Linked DNA regions of Mus musculus: all the other regions are linked to region 2. Evidence: chromatin loops called from intact Hi-C (ENCODE). Cell type or tissue: left cerebral cortex. All regions are shown on one strand. Region 1 overlaps Clstn2 (calsyntenin 2). Region 2 overlaps Clstn2 (calsyntenin 2). Region 3 overlaps Clstn2 (calsyntenin 2).

Evidence for each region. A loop is a pair of places that touch in the nucleus more often than their neighbours do. Peaks named below come from ENCODE experiments on the same cell type or tissue, not always from the same donor. Only the 100,000 strongest peaks of a DNase experiment are listed, where the experiment ranks them.
Region 1: a loop joins it to region 2, with 2.9 times the contacts of the local background. A loop is called at or near these places in 3 of 42 quality-filtered maps.
Region 3: a loop joins it to region 2, with 10 times the contacts of the local background. A loop is called at or near these places in 2 of 42 quality-filtered maps.

Annotation. Positions count from the first base shown.
Region 1 is chr9:98,012,062-98,020,061 of GRCm38, forward strand. All of the region lies in intron 1 of Clstn2 (calsyntenin 2), which reads right to left. 4921534H16Rik (RIKEN cDNA 4921534H16 gene) reads left to right here. Exons shown (of 2, transcript NR_110443.1): 2 at 1-114. Among named protein-coding and RNA genes, the nearest start is that of 4921534H16Rik, 13 kb to the left of the region's middle. In left cerebral cortex, a CTCF peak has its summit at 4,700 (motif pointing right); DNase peaks (open chromatin) are centred at 253, 5,955, 6,807, 7,412 and 1 more place; H3K27ac peaks cover 1,719 bases.
Region 2 is chr9:97,878,677-97,886,676 of GRCm38, forward strand. The region is part of intron 1 of Clstn2 (calsyntenin 2); the gene reads right to left. Among named protein-coding and RNA genes, the nearest start is that of 4921534H16Rik, 120 kb to the right of the region's middle. In left cerebral cortex, no CTCF peak of the experiment used is centred here; a DNase peak (open chromatin) is centred at 4,871.
Region 3 is chr9:97,968,598-97,976,597 of GRCm38, forward strand. The region is part of intron 1 of Clstn2 (calsyntenin 2); the gene reads right to left. Among named protein-coding and RNA genes, the nearest start is that of 4921534H16Rik, 31 kb to the right of the region's middle. In left cerebral cortex, no CTCF peak of the experiment used is centred here; DNase peaks (open chromatin) are centred at 4,660, 6,396 and 6,602; H3K27ac peaks cover 632 bases.

The DNA.
Region 1 (8,000 bases), 130 kb after region 2:
TTTTTTAATCTCTTAATGCAAATTTTGAAATGTCCCTATTTAAAATGTATTTCCTTAATTTTCTACAATAAGACTGTATTTTTAAATTGTGAAATAAATAAGCTATCTTCAAGGAACTCTAATTTTTCTTGTTCTTGAAAAAGCATGCTCTTACCAGGCAAAGAACCAGATTGCATTTCTGTAACCCTCTCATCTGTGAAAATGTAGGCATGCTATCTCCACAAGCTGCCAGTCTGTAGCTTGAACCCCCATTTCTTATTTTACTTTTAAAGCACCTAGAGCCCCAGTTGATTGACAGCCAACATTATCATCTCACTGTTTTATATGTTTTGTTTGAATCTGCTTCTTTCCACATTTCAGGGCAAGGCCTTGGTGGCAAAGGATGGGCCTTTCCTTCACTTCTGCATGGCTCCCATTCCAACCTACCATGGGATCCAGGAAAGACATCAGAATACACGCACACACAACAGCAGCAATTCTGCATGTTGTGCTTTTGGTATACCTATTCCTGCATCTCTATTTTAGCAAGACCTTAACAAAACCGCAGCTCAGTTTGTGTGGATGAGTAACGACTGAGTTGGTGGTTCTTTGGCCTTAGTTTCTGAAGAAGAAGATGAACTCCTAGCTCAGGCACACTGAGCCTGATCCCAGGAGTCTCCCTGACTTCCTTGTTTGAACAGTGGCAAACACTGGAGCTCTGCAGTCACTCCACAGCCCGGAAGCTTACTTCATGTTCTCCTCATTTTTTCTATCTCTGGGATCCAGGCAAAGATTTGGAAATTTCTATTCAGTGATCTTTAGAGAGGAAAAAAAAAGCTGTAATGGCCTAAGATGAAGATGGCAGGGTCTAAGCTAGGGTAGATGAGGCTGTACTCCTTACGATAGAGAACTGAAGGGAATAAGTTAGGTAGGTGACATGGTAAAGAAAGCAAGCTAGCTCCATTATGGAAGAGTAAAGAACAGCAGCAGGAACAGTTGAGAGCTCACATTTCAACCCACAATGAAGCAGATAGCACACTGAGAATGGCATGAGTCTTTTGAAACCTCAAAGCCTACCCCCAATGACATGCCTCTGTCAATAAGACCACACCTCCTAATCCTTCCCAAATGGTTCACCAACTAGGAAACCTGTAGTCATGTTAATTACCTTGTGGGACCATTCTCATCCAAACTACCACAAAAAGGGGTGGGGGTTGTATTAAAGCTATAGGTATAAGGAGTGGGAGTAGGAGGCACTAAATGAATGACTCTGACACTGAAGAGCTTACAACAGTAAGGATCTTACAGAATAGAGACTGGGGAAAGAGAGCAAGGGAGATTTAAGAGACAAAAGGTGAGAGAAATCATATCTGCTTCATACCTAGTCTTGTGATGATGTATCATTATACCAATAATCATCCAAACTGGAAACCTGTAATTATTCCATGTGTCTCCAGATAAATTTAATGCAAAAAAGTCAAACAACCAAATATCATATAGCAGGTAAAGGAAAACTCACAAGGCTCATGATACCTACAAGAAACTTACAAGACCCAGACCTCACTAAACTTATAAAAGTCAGGAAGTTCATCCCTGGGGATAAATAAGCACTAAACAACTTAAAGAATCTTGTTTAGTATAGCTACTTGAAAACTGGTCAAGGAACTGCAGTGATATGCCTTGCATGTATGTTGGGTGAGCTTTTTGTATAGGAAAAGAGCTGCCCAAGTCACCCATGCTTTGTAAGAAAACTCAGTTTATAACATCAAAAAATTCTTTGGTTCACTTAGCTGAACTTGATGGAATCATTTCTTTATATGTCTTTGTCCTCCATCTCTGGTGAATAAATATAGTCCTCAGTGCCAAGTGACAGAGACTCAGATCACTTGGCAAGGCAGGAAACTACTATAACTCTAGAGCTGAAGAGACAGAAGACGTAAGCAAGGATACCAGAACCTTAAAGGTAAGGGCCATACAACTGGTCAAGAACATTAGATTTCCCTTTTACATAATATAGTCAAAAGAGTCAGAATGTTAGGTCACAGGTACAGGGAGGAAAGATCACTGAAGTCACCTAGAACAAAGGAAGGAAGGAGAACAAGACAATGGCTTCCTACCATCCTCTAGTCTTTCAGCAGGTCCACATCTTGATTCTGGTGAGCTAGATGCAAACTGGCCAGACATCTGGAGGATGTAGTTGTCTACCACACAACAGAGCATCAGGGTGTTATGCATAGATCTAAAGAAACCAGGCAAGCCAGGCAGTGGTGGCGCATGCTTTTAATCCGAGCACTTGGGAGACAAGGGCAGGTGGATTTCTGAGTTCAAGGCCAGCCTGGTGTACAGAGTGAGTTCTACGACAGCTATGGCTATACAGGGAGACCCTGTCTTGAAAAACCAAAAAAAAAAGAAAAAACAGAAAAAGAAGAGAGAGAGAGAGAGAGAGAGAGAGAGAGAGAGAGAGAGAGAGAGAGAGAGAGAGAGAGAGAAAGAGAGAGAAACCAGGCAAATGACATAATCCTTTATCATACTGTTTCTCCTCTGGGACACCATCATCTAAGACCCAAGTCATCTCAGAAAGATGAAATATTTTATATATATAGAAGTAGAATCTGATGGTACAATGCTTCATAGGGTACCCACTCTCCCAATATATCAGACATCCTTTGCATAAGGTTGCTGTCTAATCCTGAGTCCATAGAAATGCCAGAAAGGAGCAATGGGCTTCCAGGTGTGTGAATGTGTCTCTGTGGATTCCTAATTGCTCTCTTTTCCCACTGCTCAATGCCTGATATGAGGTATGTCAGGGCCATCCATACCCTCATGTACATCACTTCATCTTGAACAAAAAAAATCAAACTTATTACTTTACCTATTGATGCCCTCCCACACTCTGCAATGGATTTCAGTCTTTTATATATAAATGCATGCTATGCCACAGGACAAATGTAATCACTGAAAGAGAGTAAGGAAAAAGACCAGCAAGCCCAGGCAAGGAAGAAAATGAAGTCTACCCCACTCATCCTGTGATTCCCAGAGAGAGGTATAACATGTACATCCTGTAGACGATAGGCCCTACAAAGAGTGGCCAGGGACACCCCTGGTTCTGACGGGCAGTTTTCCACCTTTGCACACATCACTACAGGTCAAGTATTCTGGTGGCCACAACTCCACAACCCAGTGATTGGGCAACCATTCATACAGACTACCAAATAAGCAAAAGTAATACTTTGTTCTGAACAGTCTCAAGTGAGAGTTGGCCCTGAGCACTTCTGCTGAAGGAAAGTAAGTAGTTAGAGACCCTCTCAAGATGGCTCTGAGACTGCGTGCCTGGGAATGTGGCTGCCCAGCAATGTGCACTGGACCAGATCCTGTAACTCAAGGGCATGAGCAAAATATTATAGACCCCCTCTCCTCCCCAGGACTGGAAACTGAAGTTCTGATGAGAAAGCTGGTCTCAGTTGTATACAGTATACCAGGAAGTCTCTGCTAGCTTTGGGTCTTTAACTACCATCACATCCTGTCTCTGGAACCCTCTCTAACTTCATAACCCCTCAGAACTCTACATGTTCCAAGATCCCTCATTGAATTGCATCATCCACGCCTTTGTCTAACCATGCAGTGGACAGGTCAGATGCCAGGGCTCCATCAGGAATGAAGAAATGAGCCCTGCTCTCTCACAGAGCTTGCTCTCTGGTGAGCCAATCAAGCTTTTCAAATTAAAAAAAGAAAAAAAAAAAGAACAACATAGGAAAGAAATCACAGCAAAAAGGAGAAGATAAAGATTGCATGAACTCTTCCTGAGGCATGTTCAGGTTAAAGATGGAGCCAAATTGAGTTTAGAATGAAAAGCTTAATTTTAAAAGTTATTGAGGATGTGAGTGTTCAAGGACTTCTCTTCCCTGTGGTTGGGCTCTAGAATGGAGTGGGAAGCAGGGCAATGAACCCAGGGTCCTACACAGGGAGCAAGTGAGGCCTCTTGTCCCAAGCTCAAAGAATCCGGTGTAGCAAAACCAAGGCTGGAGAGATGGGCAGTCCTGGACTGTCCTGCCCAGGGGGGACATCTCCTGTAGTCACCTCCCCATCCCCCAGCCTCAGCTCCTGCACTGTGCTCCTGCACAGAGTTATCACTTAATACTTCAATCTGTCATCTTGTTAGCTTCTCTATCAAAACTCAGATCATCTTGAGGACAAAGCTGTTGTTCAAATAGACAACCTTCATTGAAATGTATGCTCCAACTAGGCTGCTAAACCCACGAGGAGGAAGAATGGTGGATTATGAGATAGACATGAGGTTAAGTTCAGGAAATGATATCCTAGCCTGAATAGCTCCTGAGGCAAAAAGCATTCACCAACAAAAATAAATTACGTATTTATTTAATTAAGACCTTCAGCATTTCAAGGAATCCTATTACTGGTGAATGACAATCAGCATTGGCTCAGGGTCTTTGTCATGCAAATGTTGCATTTATGCATCAGCTTTAACCTGTCAGCCATTCACCTTATTGTTTGGAGTGCTTTCTTTCCACTTGCTTCATGGTTATTGCTTTGAACCTGGAAACAGGAAAAAAGGAGAGTCCCTTTCCAAGTGGGACAACCCTTTAGTAGACCTTCTGTGTTGCCATTTCAAAACCAATACTTCAACAGTAAACCAGAACAAAAACTCCTTCAGAGAATAGGATGTGAAGAACAATGCTTACCCCATTCTCCTTGACACCCAGGGCCAGCAGATGTCGCTAACAAGACAGTCATCATGCAGAGCCAAAGGGATGGAGGCCTCTCTGCCAAGCCCAATTCTCATTTCTAAGGCACTCAGATTGTGCAAAAGGGGGACATAAAAAAAGACACATTCTTGTTCCCACTAAGTACAGAATAGAGCCAGGAACACAATTAAGACGGGCACACGCGTGCGTATACACACCACACACACACACACACACACACACACACACACACACACACACACACACATACACACACACACCCAGAGGGAACAAAATATATGAACCCATTATCTCATGAGAGGCTGCTTACAACAGCAAGGCAGAAAGCAAAGGCTCTGACGTCAGTGATCAAGGCTCAAGTACTAGAGCGTTTACTTATAAACTCACCAAAGATTTCCTAGCTGTTTCCTCGACTGCATTAAGATATGCACCTCACAGAGTTCACATGGGTTTGGCACGAGTTGGTGCATGGAAGAATCCAGAACATGCTGGTCTATAGTCCAATGCTCTTCGTGTTAGCTGTGAGGTAGGTTATATGTAACTTAACAAAGAGCAACTGTCTTCAGACTCATATACCCTGACAGCATGCTTTAGCCCTTGGGTCTCGCCAGTCTTCCCAGAACTCTCTTTATAGGTACTCATCCTCTCATAGGGAATATTCCAGGTTGACTCTCCAGTAAATGAATGTCTCTCTCCACCGGTCCTTTCTTGAGGCATAAAGACCATTCCAGATAAGACCAAGGTCGGGTACAATAAATAAATCAAGAAGGAAATTCAAGCCATTCATCAGGGACAGCCATACTTAAGGTACTGCATTAGGAGTAGGATCCAGGCAAGTCCACAAGAAACCTGGCAGATTCTGCTCTGTGCGCTGGAGCCCCGAGCTTCCAGACAATAGGGGGTGCCATCCTTTATTTTCAGGCATCCAGGGAGCCAAGCCATGTATGGATGCCCTCACAGGATCTGGTTAGTTTTCTCAGTAAGGCCCAGCCCTTGAGATATCTCTCCTAACCATCTGAAGAAACATCCAGACGATCTCAACCTCCAGTCAGGTTCATAGACATCACAGAGCAGAGGCAAACTATTGCCACCAAGCCACCTCTCAGTCCTTGGGTCGCAGGACCTAAGATCATAAGAAAGCTGTTGCTGCCCGACTGTCTACGGATTGTCAACAGATAACCACAGCACCGGCCTCTAAGTTTTATAACCTTGAGCTTACTTTATAGCAGCCTCTTCGGCTGAGATTTATTGTGCCCATTTTCGGAGGTGAGAACACGAGTCTGATGCAGTTCTACAACAGCTTCTAAGGAACGTCATCAAGATCCAGAGACAGTACATACGCCGTGCATCAGTCACCCGGAATTAAGAGAACGCTTCTGATAATCAGATGATGGACTCAGTTCCAGCAATTCCTTATTTGCACATATTTTATGTGCTGATAACACCCATCACTGAAAATAAAGTCATTTGTCTGTCAAAAAAAAAAAAAAAGCTAAATCCCCGTGAGCTAGCCACGATACTAGGCTAAGCTGATGGGCTAATTCACATCAAACTGCGCCTGTGACAATGGATCCGTGTATCTAGTCTTTCAGAGAAAGGGCAGGATTTTTATCAGTGAGGATTTCAGTGCCTTGTCTGGAATATTTGAACGGCCATAGTGATTCAGACCTGTGAGCCCTGGAGGCTCTGTGGAGAAGAGGGATTTCAGGTTTGTGGGCTGCTTCATACTGGCCGGGGACATGCTGGTGATAAAGCTAACTGCTTCACAAATTTACTTATAGGTGATCTGAGAAAATACTGAAAATAGACACTCAAGAAATTTGGCTGTGATCAGGGGTGCCAGATGCCCCCCCCCCAGACACTTGCATCACGTGGGCTGCAGGCATCAGGCCTAGCTCAACTCTTTTCATAGCCAGAGGAGGCCTTCATAGCACAGACATGGCTCAAGGACCTGGGGAAGCGCTGTCCTCAAGGAGCCTTCCAAAGCCTGGGTATAGAGAAATACTTTCTACTTCCTCCGAGCCCCGTGTCCATCAGCACTGCACAGTGCTTTTGTTCCAGCAAAGTCTTCCAGGCCCAGATGGTATGAAGGCGGGTTCTAAGTCCTGCACATGAGCACTGAGAGTTCCCAGAAGTCATATACAGCTCTCCAAATGTCCCACAAAGCCTCATAGCTGCCAAGCAAGTCTGGCCGAATGTCTGAAGGCACTGGGTGTTCCAGTCTTGATAGATCTGCCTCAGGGGATTCACAGAGGTACAGCAAGGACACTTTCTGTAAATGGCTTCTTTGCTCAGCCTCTCTCTGTCTGGGTTCCCTCAAAAGGAGACCCCCCGAGTCTAGGCCCCAGAACAGGTTTTGAGGGATGATCTCAGGGAGGATGGAAAGGGGAGCACAATAGTAATACAGGAAGAGAAGGAAGCCAGTTACCACCACAGGCAGCTGGGATGCTGGACCCTCAGATGTCCTCCACCTGCAGGCAAAAGGGTGGAACACATTGGGTTTTGTGAACTCTTGGCAGCCACTGATAAAACCAGGTCCTGGGAGTATAAGTTTCCTAGACCTTGGGATCTGCCATGACTGCAAGTTTAGGACTCTAGTAGCCAGAGGGAAGCCATAAGCAAAAGGCTGACTCTCTTTGGAGTTGGGCTACAGACACAAACAGAGGAGATGTGACCAGGCACTGACAGGCGCGGTTACAATCACTCTCTGTAGAGTGCTTTCTCCATACATGTGCATCTAACACCACAGAGACATTGCTCTCTCCATATACACATCTTCCATCTCTCTGCCTTTGGCTTCCAGCCACCGGCACCACATTGAGCCTGAAGAAAACCCATTCCACAGAGAAGTCAAGACCAAGGCACAGCGGAACATCCTGAAGCTCACTTCCTCTGTAAGGGGGAGGCTTCAGTTTCCAAGCCACTGCTAGCAAGTTCTCCCTGAGGAAGCACCAGCTCTACTCTCCTAGCTCAGCAGACTGGGGGTGGTGGGAGGGCCAGCCGATCTTCATCCACAGCTGGCTATAAGGGAAATATTAGGCCATTTCTAACCAGACTTGGGATCACCTTGTGGTGTAGGAAGGTCTAGAAACAGTCCAGAGTTACATGAAAAATAGAAAATCCCGGTACTCTATAAAACTACAAGTCCAGGACTTCCTGAATAAGGTCCTGGCCTTAACCATTGCCAAACACTGCCATATTGAAAGCTTAGTGTCTGTTTTGAGCATTTTCTACTTGGAAGTGGCCTGCATATATGCAGAAATGCCAAAGTGATGCTAAAATAACACACCCCAACCA
Region 2 (8,000 bases):
ACTCACCTCTTTGCCTATTTCTTGCCCTGATAATATCCAGCAACTTTTAGGTCTTAATGTCCTGATGTCCTGGTGATCATTTGCCTTGCCATACACAGACCACCCCCCTCCAGAAGGCCTTCTTTGACTGGTAAAGCCATTTTTTCTCATGAGGATGGATTATTATTCTTTCTATGAGTTAGTGTTTTGTCTGCAAGATGATTTAAGTTTCCAGAGCAGAGGTGTCAAGACTCCATCTTGATTTTACTTGACACATGCTAGAGTTTGTCAATCCATTGATAATGTCTTTATCTCATTCATTTTGGATGGAGCAGACTAACCATATAAAGAGGCTGGAAGAGAGGGCTTCATTTGAGGACCTCTCAAAAATACAGGTTGCAGTTGTCTTTCAATGCAATGGGTGATTAGAGCCTAAGAAGATAATCACTTTCCTTCTCCACTGTGTGGATAGAGGGATTGTCCTAGAACAGCACCTTGCTGGAGAAGACAGACATAAAAGACTAGACTGAGGAAACCAAATCAGTCCATATATGAGCAACAGCATCCAAGGAGAACTTGAACCCTAGATGGAAAAAAAAAAAAAGGAAAGCAGAAGTTACTCTTGAAAACCAACCAGCCAAACAAATTTGATTTCTAAAAGTCTCTCTGGACAGACATAGGAAAATAAGCCCAAATCAGAATCCCAGGAGATCAAGGCAGATGGAACAGACAGGTTATGAAAGATGAGCTGAGATCAGAGCTCAGTGGTTTTAGATGATATGAACTGTGGCTGTGTTCAGCATGAAAAACCCCTAAGCCAGTGGTTCTCAACCTTCCTAATGCTGGAACTCTTTAATTCAGTTCCTTATATTATGGTAGCCCTCAGCCATAAATTATTTTGTTGCTACTTCATAACTATAATTTATGAATATCTGATATGCAGGATATCTGATAAGTGACCACCAAGGGGACATGACCCACAGGCTAAGAACTTCTGCAAGCAAACACACTGGTTTTCAGGAAGCTTAGACCAACTAGAAAGAGCAAGAAAGTAAGAGAATGGGACATGCTGATGAAATCTTATGTGCAGATATTAACTTAGTATTCCACCACTATAAAGATCCCTCTCATGGGCCCAAGACAAGACTTAAGAAGTGCTAGCTGCCACCACATCCATGCACAGATTAAGTCACCTTAGGTCTAGAGATCATCTGGAATATCAGAAACACTGGGAAAAGGGACTTCAGATTGGAAGGAGCAAGAGGAAGGGCAAATATGGTACTGACAACTGCCATGAAGAGCAGACTTCCTTTGTATTTTGCAGTTATAATTCTGTGAAGGTTAGATCCTATGACCTTCAATGTAATTGTAACATGGTGGCCATGACTGTGGAAGGGAGTCAGGGTAGGAGAATGTGGCTCAGCTGATTTCTATATTGAAAATAAAAGACTTGCAGAAAAAAAAAGTCTCCGCTAACAAGTTATGGTGTGTCCAGGTGTCACATAAAAGTCAACCTTGATTTATGTGCTCTGTCCAAGAATAAAGGAGACTCTAGGTTACAAACTGTGTCTGGAACTCATTGTCTGGCCATTATCAGAACAAATCCCATTCCCAGATAATGGACATCTGTTAAATCTTCCACTGTTAATAGAAAATGTTGCCTATGGGACAGAAGCTTTTATGACAGTACTGTCTCTTCTGTTAGAAAAAGTGTTCTAAATCTTATTTTATCCAAGGGACCATGTTTGCATCTGTTTTTCTTATGGGGGAAAGATAATGGGCCTCCAAAGAGTCCTATGTGTTAGAGATGTCATGGCACAATGAAGGGAATTCTGCTCTAATGCTTTTGTCCAGCCATAGAAACAGGTGCTCTAAACTCCTTGATGTCCTCACTCCTAGCCCTGCACACCGAGACTTATGGGGATAGAAATCCTGTCTCCATCAAACTGGCTCCATTGTAATTTACATTATAATCACACTAACCTCTTAACATATCCTGAACATTCCACATGCTTACATCTCCCCTTGCTTTGTTATACAGTTTCCTATGCCCCAAACTCACCCCCAGGTCACAAAGTACCTTAATTGGTGATGGCAAACCCATCTCTTCTGAAAATCTCTCAGTGATATGCTTTTTGCATTTCAACTTAAGAATGTGATCTTCTCTAAAGAAATTCACTGAGAAGTAAAAACTTTCTATGCCAAATATTCATTTAGTGTGTGTGTCTGTGAGTGTCTGTGTGTGTCTGTGTGTGTGCCAGAGGTCGAGCTTAGGGATTTTTTTCCTCAGGTCCTACCCACCTTGATTTTTGAGACAGTCTCAAATTGGCTTGGAGGTCACAGAAAAGTGTAAGCTACAAGCTGCAGGCCAGGGACTCCCAAGAACCTATCTTCCTACTGTCTTAGCATTGGACTTACTGTCATATTCAACTTTTCTACAAGGGTTCTTAGGATCAAATGTGGGTCTTCCTGCTTACACGGCAAGCATTTACCAACTGAATTATCTCCCCAGGACCATTAGCTAGAACCTTAAATTCACAAATTTAATGTGAAACTTACATAGACTTTTTAATCAGCCAGTGCACCTTATCTTGGATCAATAGCTCTGCTTGGGCTCTGCCCTAGTCTATCTCATGATCTAATGGAGAAAGCTAAGGCAGGATCAGACTTTTATTCCTACCTCCATACTTAAATTCTGCAAAAGCCAAATAGATACATTACACAGCCAGTCCATGTGCTCCTAAGATGCTACTTTTAAATCTAGAACTGCCCCCACCCTGCTCTCCATCCTGTCTTAGACATCAGCTGTCACTCTCCTCCTTCTTCTCATGTAAGGACTTCAAACAACCTTTTCAGGTTGGCTATATCCTGAGTTCAAATTCAGGCTCTTTCATAAGGCAGCTAAGCGATCTCTACCAAGAGATTTAACTTCTTCAAGCTTAAAAACCTCTTATTTTTAAAAAATCCAATTGACCACAGTGCCAGTCTGGGGTTGGGGGAAAGGCTGTTGCATGAAAGAAGTGAGGCAATGAATTAGAAGTTCTTAGGGGTGTGTGTCATGTTAAGTAACTACTTGAATGTGGTCCCAGGATAGCTGTGAAATGACACAATGAGAGTGATGTCTTTTGATCAAGGAAGCAGTAGAAACATTAATTTTGAAGCATTTAAAAAGCGCGGCTCCCTGAATACACATCTGTTAAGTTGCAGGGGCTCCAAGGGAAACTGTAGCAAACACCTTAAAGAGATAGTTTACAGGCACCTAGAGAACAACCCGGTAATCCCAATGACCTGAACAGTGACAGATATATGTCATGAGCTTTAGCAACTTCATTGGCCGGAAGACAAGAGGTATGTATTAATGATTAATTACAGTAGCAATGAGACTTCATATTTCACTCCAATGTGCAGGGTACTATTCATGTGGATAATGTACATTGGATGGTTCAGGAAATAAAAACCAAAGCACTCTGGGTAGACACTGTCACTATAAAGGTGAAGAGAGACACAGAAGGCTGAAATGTTTTTCCTGGGACCACCATGAAAAGTCTAAGCTGTAGAGTTGACTTGATAAATTCTGATCTATGCACAGCACCATGTGCTCTTATCCCTTTCTCATCACAGACACTGCTGATTAACATGGTCACAGAACAGACACAAAGCCTCAACATTCTTTTCAAGATAGACATGAAGATGTTCCAGACTTATCTTTTGGCATTACCACAGCAGAGAAGACCTCTTTTCTATTTGTATCACTACAATATAGCCAAATGGCCATAAGATAATAATGGGATGTGATATTCTTATGAATTAGGTAGATAAGAAGCCTCAATATAAATCTGTTAAAAACTTCACACTTATCAGCAGTGAGTCAAATCTCCATCTGGAGATTGTCCATCTGAGTTGTCTCACGTGATCTGTATTTTAGCTGATGGTGAGCAACAAAGTTGACCATGAGCTTGCACCAAGAGCCAAATAACAATTCTAAAACATACAACTCCATCCAACATTTGATCCTAGTTGAAAGCCTTACAAAGCTACACATCCCAGGAGTCTTTAGGGTCCAACTCTCAGGCTTTAGGCCTACCCTGACTGCATGTATTTTGTGGGACCTGTATCATATCCTGGGGGCAGCCATGGAGAGAGGCATGAGAAGCAGCAAAGCTACTGATGGAACAGATGGATAAAAGAAGACATTGAATCTCACCAATGAATTCCTGCAGCATGCTATAAATAAGAAGTTGTATCTACTCTTTGGATATATAAAGTTACCTACAGATAAACTGGAGTCTCAAGAGAAGTAGGCATTGTCCAGTGGGCCCCTCTCTGCTTCCCCATGAGAGTAGAATTGGGAGAAGAACATCCAGAGTGATAGCCCTTGTGTGGTTTAAAAAACTAAGCTTATATCCACAGCTTCATGCACATATGACTAAAATAAGGAAGAATTTCAGCATGGCTAGTGAGTGTATCTGAGAGGCAGTGAAGTCTTTCATTTGGAAGAACTCCATGTTGCAAAGAGAACAAAACAGTCCAACTTACCACCTTCCATCCCAGCAATGCAGTAGCAATGATACCAATCTGTTTGTTGATGTCTCTTCTAAGGGAGGGAATAAGTCTCTACAGAGACCCTGGGTGAATAATGCATACATCTTCAAACAAAATCAACCTTCAGCTGTACCAGTGTAGAGAAACAGCGAGAATCCAAAGTATCTGATAAGGCAAGGCAAGTTCTACCTCTCTTTGGAAATGTTTCAGTGGCAAACAGGAGATGCAGTTGCACACGCTAGGAACAAAATTCATGAATCATATACACTCCATTTATTTCTATAGACACAAGCTTGAGCGCAGGTGCACACATCCACACTTACCTACACCCACACAAGTTGGTTGAGTCCCAATTCAAAGTAAGTGAGATTTCTCAGGGGGAGCTGCATTCCTTGTTACTGCCAGTGAGAAACAGGAGTAAAAAATGCCTGTTGCTGATGCTGAAAAGTACTTTCAAGCAGATGCTCAGAAAAAAATATCTTTACCTTCCCCCCTAAAGCTCTGAGAACATGTTGTCTTAGAATTTGCTCAAATTCAGCAGTAGGCAGTATCCTGTACCAGAGTATCTTGTACAACACATTACACCTGAGGACTTGGTTTCCAGCACACATAGTTACTATAAGAAATATATGTTATATAAACATATATCACATGCTTATTATATATGCTTAAATGTAAATAGACATATACTACTATAAGAAAATGGATTTTTGTCAGGCAGGTGCAACATATATGAATCCATATATTTCCATACATACCTCTGTATCTCACCTTAGCAAACAACCTACAGGATAAATGATTTATCAGAACTCAAAGAGCTCATTAGGAGCTCTGCCAGAAAACAAGCCAATCTCTCCATGTTCTTCCCAGTACTTTGTCTACTTGCTTATGCTGGTAAATATGTACTCATTTAAAATGGCCACAACCTCAATTCTGTCCCACGCACCTGCCTCTCTTTCATGAGGTAGTGACATTGCAAACATGTGTTGCTGCATCCCAGGAGGGCAGATGAGAAATGAGCATGTGTTAAATTTGCCATAAGACAGACAAGGAGAAAGCTGGGATCCTGGTTCACTTGGATGTGACCCATCTTTAATCTGGTACTGTATAGTGTTAAGAAGTATCTACATTCCCAGATCAGGAGAACTTGTTACCCTTCTATCCTAAGAGGCTTCTGGAGGCACTGAAGAATGACTCGCACTGATATCCAGTTTATATGTCACATAAAAATATAAGTATGAAGAGCTCATATTTGATGCCTATTGAATAGAGGCAGAAGATCAGAGTGAACTACATAAAGAAGAAAAGACAGAGAAAATGTTATATGTGTGTGTATATATATATACATACACACATATGTATATATGTATGTATGTATATGTGAATGTATGTGTATATATATACACACACACATATTGCTAAGCTTAGGGTACATAGATATAATGTTCTTCTTCCCTTTATTGTCCCTAACTGTGTCCAGTCCACAAATGCCTCACTGGCAGTGTGACCACCAGAACCATGTGATATTCCTAGGCTAAAAGAGACAAGCCAGTGGACAAAAGCCCTTCACAGAAAATACAACTCCACATGTACCACTTGGAACAAGCTGTAGGTTCAGTTTCTGAAAGTGTGCGTACTCATGAATGAAGGCTGCCAGGGTTATGGGAGACCAGAGGTACAAAGAACAGTCAATGGTTTGAAGAGGAAAATAAAGGCACACAGCAACCATCTGGATATTTATGAATGGCCAGAAGTTACTGCCTGGGAAAGCCTAGTTTTATGCTAGCATTTCTTTATCTGGCCATCCTTGAATTTATACTAATTCATCCAGCTCTTCTAGCTATCTCTCCACTGGTTTCAAACAAGTTCATCATGTTGCACCATGGTTGATCCCTGTCTATGTCAAATACTGAGTACAAACTTATGCCCACATTCGATTGCTCTGAACTGTAGTTACAAACTTGAGAAGGGGTCATGAAATGTTGAAATCCTCAAGAAAACCAAATGAGCATGTGGCAAAGCTATGACTAAGGAGTCCAAGAAGCTTCAGTGCTTCTAAAAATACCTCTCTCCAACAGCCAGCAGTCAAAAGGTTTACCATGAGGACATTAACAATTCATCTAAGACATAACAGGTTTTAACAAGCCTGGAAATGGGACATACTTATTCCAGCAGAGGAAATAGAAGGATGTCATTGGAGCAGAAGGGGGGGGGGCGGTTATGAGCATGGCTAGTCACTCAGACTGCATGCACCTTTAGGTATGTGTTTGAAACTGAGACAAAAATGAATATATAAAGATACATCCAAGTTATAACACTATTTTAGCAAGGGACTATGCCAAAAGACTCCACATAGATGTCTTAGGGAAGTCAGAAGGGGTGAAAGGATGCCTGAGTACAGTCTAGAAGGGAAAATAGGAAGGAGATAAGCATTTTCAGCAAAACAGAGGCAGTAGAATGTCCTACCTACAAGATGCATAAAGATGGAGCAGGGACTGAGAGAACAGCCAACCAATGACTGCCTCAACTTGATATTCCTATCCCATGGGGGAGAAACAACCCCTCACTCTATTAATGATACTCTGCTATGCTTGCAGACAGGAGTCTAACGTAACTGTCTCCTGAGAGGCTTCATCCAGCATCAGATGGAAACAGGTACAGAGACCCACAGCCAAACATCAGGCAGAGTTCAGGGAATCTTGTGGAAAGGTAGGGGATAGAACTAATTGAGCTAGAGGGCCAAGAAGACCTACAGAGTCAACTAACCTGAGCCCAGAGAGATTCACAGAGGCTGAAACACCAACCAAGAGCATGCAGGAGCTGGGCCTAGACTCCATACACATATGAAACAGATGTGCAGCTTGGTTTTCTTGTGGGTCCCCTAACAATTGAAATAGAGTCTGTCTCTGACTCTGTTGCCCTGATACTCATTGGATCCCCTTTCTCTAGCTGGACTGCCTGCTTGGGATGCAACTGGAGAGGATGTGCCTAGTCCTGATGGGACTAAATGTCCCAGGGTGGGTGGTACTCAAGGGGGGCTTCCCCTTCTCTGAGGAGGAGGCTAGTTGGCAGAGGGATTTGTAAAGGCAGGACTGGGAGGAGAGGAGGGAAGGGACTACAATAGAGATATAAAGGGAATAAAAAATACATTTTGAAAAATAAAAACAATATGCTAGTGTGGCCAATGAGTGTCTGGGGTTTCTACAGAGAAACCCAGAAGTTTCCTCTCCCTATTCCCTACTAAATAAAATAAATGGCTTTGCCTCATGTCACAGTTTGCATTTTGAATCTGATTCATGGAGAAAGCATTGGCAGGTAATCTCTATCCATTTCAAGTATTTAACTTTTGGGGCAGAATACTAATGCAAACATGCAAAAGAGGAGAACCATCAACCTTGGCACCAAGAAATCAATCTTTCAACACAAGGAATAAATGAAACTTCCCAACACTTTCAATACTTTTGTATTCTCTGTCTTTC
Region 3 (8,000 bases), 90 kb after region 2:
TTAAAATAGCTGAGTGCCTTACTCACTTCATCCTGTCTCTGCAGAATTACTGTCTGTTGAGTTCTAATAATATATCAGATACTACACTTAGAAAATTACACGTGATCCTTATAATACTCTTGCCAATAGTGAGGAATGTTCTTGTTTTACAAATAGAGAATGGGGACTCAAAAGGTAAATGGGATAGGCAAGGATCCCGATAGATGTTAAAAGGTAGTAGGGATGGAATCAGGTGACAGTGTAGAGGAGCAGGGACTACGTCAGCCCACTGAATCCTTAGGGAAAAAGACAGAAGAGGCATGATGCAGGTAGCCTTAGATTCGAGGAGAGGTCTCTGGTGTCTGCAGAAGCTCTGGGGAATTTGGAAGGGGCTCTGAAGACAGCAGTTTCCTTCCCCATTCACATAAGGGCTGAGGAAAGCTTCCTTCCCAGAGGTGTCTCATACTTCTGGGCATTTTAACAACCAGGCTTTACCTTTTTCATGAGATTATTTTACATTTGTGGGAGGAAAATTATTATCAAATGTGTGACCAAAAGTGGTTTTGTTGCAATTTACTTTCTCATAAAGGATAAAACAAAGTATTTCGCACATGCACACAAAATGTCTAATTTGAATTAAAGCCATGGGTCAGCGTCTTCGTCTGTCATGAATATCACACTCTCATTAACTCCCTGGAATCCATGGAAACCCCACTGAGAAACCACAGAGCTTCAACATGGACTGAACTGAGAGCTGGTTTTTTTTTTTAATCTTTTTCAAAGAATGTGTATGTTATATTGAATAGCAATACATCAACTTTGGCTGGAAAATGGTAATTCTGCTAATATTAGCAGTATTATGAATGACTTGCAATGTTGTTAATTCTTAGGCTACATCAAATATGCAATGTTGATCAGAATAAGCTGTCAACAGTGGAAATTGTTGGGTATCAACATTCTGCGATGTGTGGGCTGGCACCTTTTCACAACTCTGTTGACTGTCTCATATGTGTGGTGGCATTCCATTTACAGTTGATGATGGCGTTAGCCAAAGTCCAGGAGGCATATCCCAGACCAATCCCTGATGCTTCTCTTCCTTCAATCCACACAAACTCTCCCTTCATCAGAACATCACCAGTGCCCGTCAGGACTACACCATCCAACAACTCTTGTCCTATCTCATTAAGAACTGAGAAGTTTTGTCCCCCCAATGGTAGCACTAGCTGTTCAACTGCACGAGTTCCGTTTTACTTGTTCCCACTCATCTAAGAGATGAACACAAACTAGGCTAGCAGCAGGTAAAAGATTTATTGAGGCCAAAGAGAGACAAAGAAAGGCATACAGGGCTCTGTGTGTAAGTTCTAATGCACAAAGGATCTGAGGAGACTTGAGGTCAGGTAGGACTATTTGGGACAGTCTATGATAATATATCCAGAGGATAACTCAGCAGCAAAGTAGTGAGGAGCCAAGATCAACTCTGGGGCTACATCTTGAGAGCAAGAGGAAGCACAAATGGGGAGAGACTGAGAGCAGGGAACATTCAGCATCCATTTGAAGGGTCTCTGGCAAATAGATGGACAAACATCAGTCCGGTATGTGGCTAAGCACTGAGATCAAGCCTAACACTGACAGTGATAACCCATGTACCATGTGACTCTCTCTCCCCAGAGCTGCATACTATGAAATTCCTTCATCTCTAAGACAACATCAGTAATGCCCCATCCCTTTATCACTGGGTTCCCAGGGCTTTCCTTGCTTCCTGGCTATGTTGGTATCCAGTACTAGCCACATTCTCTCTGGCCTATCACAGGCCATGAAGAAAGCAACCTTCTCCCCCACCCCCCACCCCCCCCATGCATATAACTGCATTTGTTTGTGATGCATAAGATTAAGTCCCAACTGAAAGAGACTTATATGAAAGAGAGTTATATGGCTACCACATGGAGAGAATGCCGCAAGCAGGGAGTAAGCACCTTGCTGTATGGCTGTTGCTGTCATCACTGTTGTTATTGCTATTGTTATTGTTGTTTCAGTTTGGTGATGTCAATGCTCCATCCAGGACCTCATGCTTGCCAGGTAAACACTCAATCTTAGAAACAACCCTCATCTCACTTGGAATTTCTATACTTTACTCGGTATCAAGAAGAGCAAATTCACCAGACTGTAAAAGTCCAGGAGCAATGAATAAATGACTACAACAATTCTGTACATCAGAATTCTTTCCCATATTGACTAGAGGGTTAGAAATCAGATCTTTCTGGCCAAAACTTCCTATTTCTTGTTCCCACAACTTCCTCGACCCTTTGCTTCCTGGCTTAGAACTCCACTGTGTTAGAGGATCGTTCCCCAAACCTTCCAAATATCCCCAGAGGATCACCCTCCCTGCCATCCCTGACAGTGGCGAGTTGGTAATTGCTAGAGTTCTCTTGTTGGGACCCAGCTGGTCAGAGGTGGACTGGCACTGGCTTCTTTCTCATCTCATCCCACCAAGGTCTGCATCCTCTGGAGTGATCTCCAGATGGCATTAGTCATCAATGGAAACCGAGATCAGATTAGTAATGTGTTTACATTAAAGAAGTCACCTTCAAAAATCACCACTGTTCACACTATTCATTTGTGCTCGCTCTCTCTCTCTCTCTCTCTCTCTCTCTCTCTCTCTCTCTCTCTCACACACACACACACACACACACATTTTAATTTTGTGAATAAGCAAGAAGAGCCCATATCTATAACTATGACTATATTTTCACTGAATCAGGATCCTTTCTTGTTCCATCTAAGAGGGAATGGAGGGCATTTTCTGGTATGCTGTCTTGTGGCTAGCATATTATAAAAATATGCTTGACATTTGAAAAGTCAAGAAAATCTGATCAGCAATCAAAGAGAAAACACAGAAATAGACCCACAGATGACTCGGTTATTGGAGTTGCCAGATAAATACTCAAATAATTGTGATTGACAGATAATGGAAAATGAAGATGGAGGAAGGCAATAGACAACAGACATTGTAACTTATAAAAAATGTTTCAGAACAAAGAGTCTTATAGCCCAGACTTGCCACTAATTCCTTATGTAGTTTGAACTCCTGGTCCCCCTGCCTCCGCCTTCCCACACACTGTCATTGTAGGTCTGTGATACCATGCCAGGCCAAAACAAAGCATCTGGGTCTAAAAGATGCACTATATCAAGTTAAGAATTAAGCAAGATTATTTAACAGGAAAGCAGACATAGCAAAAGAAAAGTCAGCTCTCTATAAAAGCCATACAGGGAGGAGGGCAAAATGAAGGGATGAAAGAGCAAAGATCAAAGTAGGTATGCAGGACAAAGAAAACTGTGCATACATGTGCTTACAGCCTGTGAGCTCACTGAGGTCTCTCAGAACTCTAAACAGGCTATTGGTCAATATGAAAGCTAGACAGGCAGTCAGAGTTTTGGAGCAGTTCTTCCTGGCTTATGGCCAAAGTAAGAGACGGTACAAACGGAAACACTGGGGAAAGAAGGAAGATAAGGAAGACCAAGAGGATCAAAATGGCTACTAACTAGAACAAGTGCCAGCCCACTGCTAGCCCCAGAGGTCACGTGGTGACAATAGCTCAACTCTGAGAGAGGTTTCTCCAAGTCATTTTCTGATGATGACCAAGAAGGGACACCCTGCAGACTCATGAGGCCCTGCACTTTCTATGAAGTCCCCAGCCTGATCCTCTCTATTTGGGTACCAAGTGTTTCACGGATCGAGATGGAGAAAATGAGCTTATGATTTTAATATTGATTATCTGAATTTTGATTGCGCTAGTTGTTAACTGCTAGGATTTCTCATGTTTACTAGTTTATAGTGAGTATTTAGTGAATTTATATGGTGTAGTAGGCACCCAAGTTAGTATTTCACCTGTATTCATCATTAATCACAGCATCCCGTAGTGAAAGGCATTACGTAAATATCTTCCTTGAGTCACCAGCTAACAAAGGTCTCTGGCAAGCCTCAGTTGAGCCAAAACACCAAGGTTCAGATCCCTCATAAAGAAAGATAGCTCTGCTGTTGGCCATCAGAAGCCCAAAGATGATACACTCCCCGCTGTGAGGCTCAAGAAGATAACTGTAGGAAATGCCTATCATGGAGACAGGCAGCTGTCAAAGCCTGCCACTAATTTACAAAAATCTCTGGAAAAGGAGGAGGAAGAGGAGGGGAGAGGCTGGAGGAAAGAAGAGAGTAAAGAGAGGAGGAGAAGAAGGAGCAGGAAGAGAGGGAGGGAGGAAGGAATATGGGTGAACCTGGGATCTGGAATCAAATATCCCACATATCTAAATCACATAGAGAGTGAAACAGGAACATTTACTTTGACTAATCTCTTCCTGTAGTTAAAAAAAAAAAGTTAAAAGAGTGATATAAGAGTCTTCCTCTAATTAGTGACTTCCCTTGTAGAGTCCCGGATCTTATTGAGGTGTGCCTCAAATGCTATCTTAACCAGTTCCCGTCATCTGTCAAGTCTGAGGCCCTCAAGCCAGCTTCACCATCTCTAGACAAGCAGAAACTCACAGGGCCCATCTGAAGCACCAATACAGCTTTACAGAGCTGGGGCATCCAAGTTCAGGAGACTTCTTCCCATCTCCAGTTTCTCCAAGAGTCAGAAACTTCAGACTTCTCAGCTCACCACTCAGAGGCTGCCCACGTAGCTGATGCCTAGAGACAACACTTTTCCTAAGACAATATGTCTGTCTCCAGACTGGGCAGGCCAGGCAGACAGCCAGACATATGGAGTTATTGAAGGACTCAGAGGACAGACAGACAGACAGACAGACAGACACACACACACACACATGCATGCATTCACACATGTACACTGGCATACACACACATGCAAACATGCATACAGACAAGTGCATATGCATACACACATGCATGCACGCACGCATGCATATATGCACACATATATACATGCACTCATACACATCATAACATCTGGAGAAAGAAGCTAGTCTGACACTCTCACCATCAGAAGTAATCTCATTCTAAACTTTACATCAAGGTCCCCACCCCCAGAAGCCATATGCTTTCCTCATTAAAGTTAAAAATCTTTGTTCATCAAAAGATGATTTGAAGAAAAGGTATAAGCCACTACATGAAAGAATAGCTGAGAAATGACCAAAGAGTTAGTACTGTGTGTATGTATGTGTGTGTGAAACAAAGATATAAACCACACAATAGAAAGCTAGCAATAGAGATGACCAGGCATTTATACACTGGAAGATATGTCAGCTACAACATATGAATACATGCCAGGCCACTGTGGCAACTAAGAAGCTGAAAAGCAACAACCCTGAGGCTTCATGATAAATTCACTCAAACTGAACAACAACAACAACAAAAATAAATAAATAAATAAATAAATAAATAAATAAACTACAGAGTCTGACCATACTCAGTATTTGTGAGATCTCAGTTTACCAGGGATACTTTCCACGCTGCCAGGTAGAGGACAAAATGATAACAAATGCTTGGAGAAATGGTGACACTACCTGATAAGTATGTACTGCTGCCACTGTGAAGACCCATCCACAGCAGAACAGACAAGTGTAGGGTGATCATTTTACACACTGGGGTGTTACACAGCTGCACACAGTAACATCTTAACACTGTCTAGAAACATATCCAGAAGACAACATCTAATAAGACAATGCCTCTAAAGTTTAGTTCAATGAAAAATAAGCAATCTGAGGGGGGGGGGGATAGGTACTATATGTGCTAAGAGCTTTTTGTAAATAAGGGAATACCATAATTATAACCTTCAGCATCAGTCATATCCATGCCACACAGGATGCAGAGGTCTACGTGGCTAGAAGAAAGCTTCACCCTAGTACTCCTGGCTGGAGTTCATGTGTCCATCAGGATTTAGTTAATAAATAACAAAGGGTTCATGATAGGAGCATATCGTTACAAAGAACTCTTATGGACCTGGGTTCATCTAAGTTTTAATAAAATGTCTAAAATACAGGTACAACAATGCCATCTATACCAAGTCCATGTCTACTCTCTGCATGGCTTCAGGCTGAGACTACAGTTAGAGAGTCTCTATCCAGCTTTTAGATTTAAACACAGCAGATGGACGTGCAACCCTCTCAACAATGCAGTCGCTTTCCATGGCCATGACCCTGGCCATAAAACAACCAATATGTTAAAAATAAAACTCCTCCCAGGCTCAACTATAGTCACACTAGACAAAGCACCAGAACCCAGGATGAGCTCTGCACACAGACGCTGGGCTGGGATTCCCAAGTATGCAGACAAGTTAGAGATCCCAGGCAAAGGAAGAAGGGAAGAGTGGGCTGAGGAAATGGGATGCACTGCGAGGCCACCATATGGTTCCTGCTGGAGAGAGAGCCCTGGGCACTCCCTGCTATGTGAGGCTCCCTGTCTGCCCACACTGGTTCTTGAAAGAAAGAGAAGATGAGAACAGACAACAGCGTATTTAAGTTGACGTGTGGGAAATATGCTACGCCGTGAGGTGTGGAGGCTGGGAATGGAAACCAATTTCCCAAAGAAATATCTCTCTTCGTGGATGACGGGGTCATTTGAGGTCCCTCGGGGAAAATTGGATGTTGGGAGCTCAGGAGGAAATGTGATTCCTCTGGTGCCTCCTTGAATGCTCCCAGCAGACAGGCCCTGCCTAACAGATGATGCCAGAGCAAACCAGAAGGCGTAGCCAAAATCAGCATCCTCCAAGCCTCCACTGGCTCCCGAGGCTTGTGTGTAAGCGGGTGCTACATCTCGGATAATCATCCTGCAAATGCCAGGGAGATAAAGGCATCATACCAGGGATGTATGGCTCTTGCTTTTGCTTCAAAACCAACGTGCTTTGAGCCTTAGGCCTGAGTCATTTAAGAGAAACACTGGGATTTTAAAGAGGGTGAGGAAGTGGGAGAAATAGAAGGGGGGGAGATGCTCCTTTTCATCTTAACACTCATATATTTATTGTAAGTGTGTGTTTGTTGGGGAGGGGGTAGCATGCGTTAAGGACACCACATAGCGGTCAGAAGACAACCTGTGGGTTCTCTCATTCTCCCACGTGCATCCCTGGGAACAATTCCTCTTTACTCACTGAGCCATCATGCCAGCCCCCCATTGTCATCCCAGTAGATGCTATTGATTTCTTCATGAGGCTTGCCAGTTCAAGAGGCCGATGTAAGAAACAGAAAATATGAAACAGGAGGGAAGAATACACCTGGGGTTAAATGCTATGTAAGCACCAAGCAGGAGCAGGGGCTGGGCAGGGGCAGCAAAGGGACAAAGGGACACATTCTTCTGAGGGGTTTGCTTACATCCTAGACTCTCACATCAGATGAGAATAATAAATGCATTAATACCGCACACCAAGTGTCTACATTTGGATGAATGAAAAAGGGATTGCCCTCTATGGGGCCAAAGGCTCCAGAGTGAGCACTGAGTCAGAAATTAGATCAGACAAAGGCTTCAAGACTCAGTGTCCTCATCTGTCAAATGGGTGTCATGCCTACCAAGATTTTTATGAGAGGCAAACAATAAAACCCTCTCAGAATAAGGAAAGCTGTAGCTAGACACGGAGCCAGCTCCACAGAAACGGAAGCATGCGAGTGAGCTGCCCTTGCTTATGGATAGATGCATGTCCATCTAGGAAGGCACAGCAACCTATGAGTGAGCTTTGCTCTCCACTCCCAAATCGGGTGGCTATAGAGTGTGTGACCACAGGGACATTGTCCATCTTCACCATGTGAAGATCCCATCACAGGTGTCCTGCAGGTTAAGTCAGAGGAGCACTGCAGCAAGCACCCAGATGGACTAGACTAGGCTGGCCCTAATTCCACAAGTTCACCGTGCAATTCGCAAATCTCCATGTGGGGCACCCTCCTACTCACCACTCCGTCATCATGTACTTTCTCTGATTTCTTTCCACTGCCCAGATGAGGAAACAGAGGTGTCAACTGACCCAAAGCAACATAACTAGTTTATGCTAAATTAAGACTCCATGGGTGACTGTTCACAAAGCCCA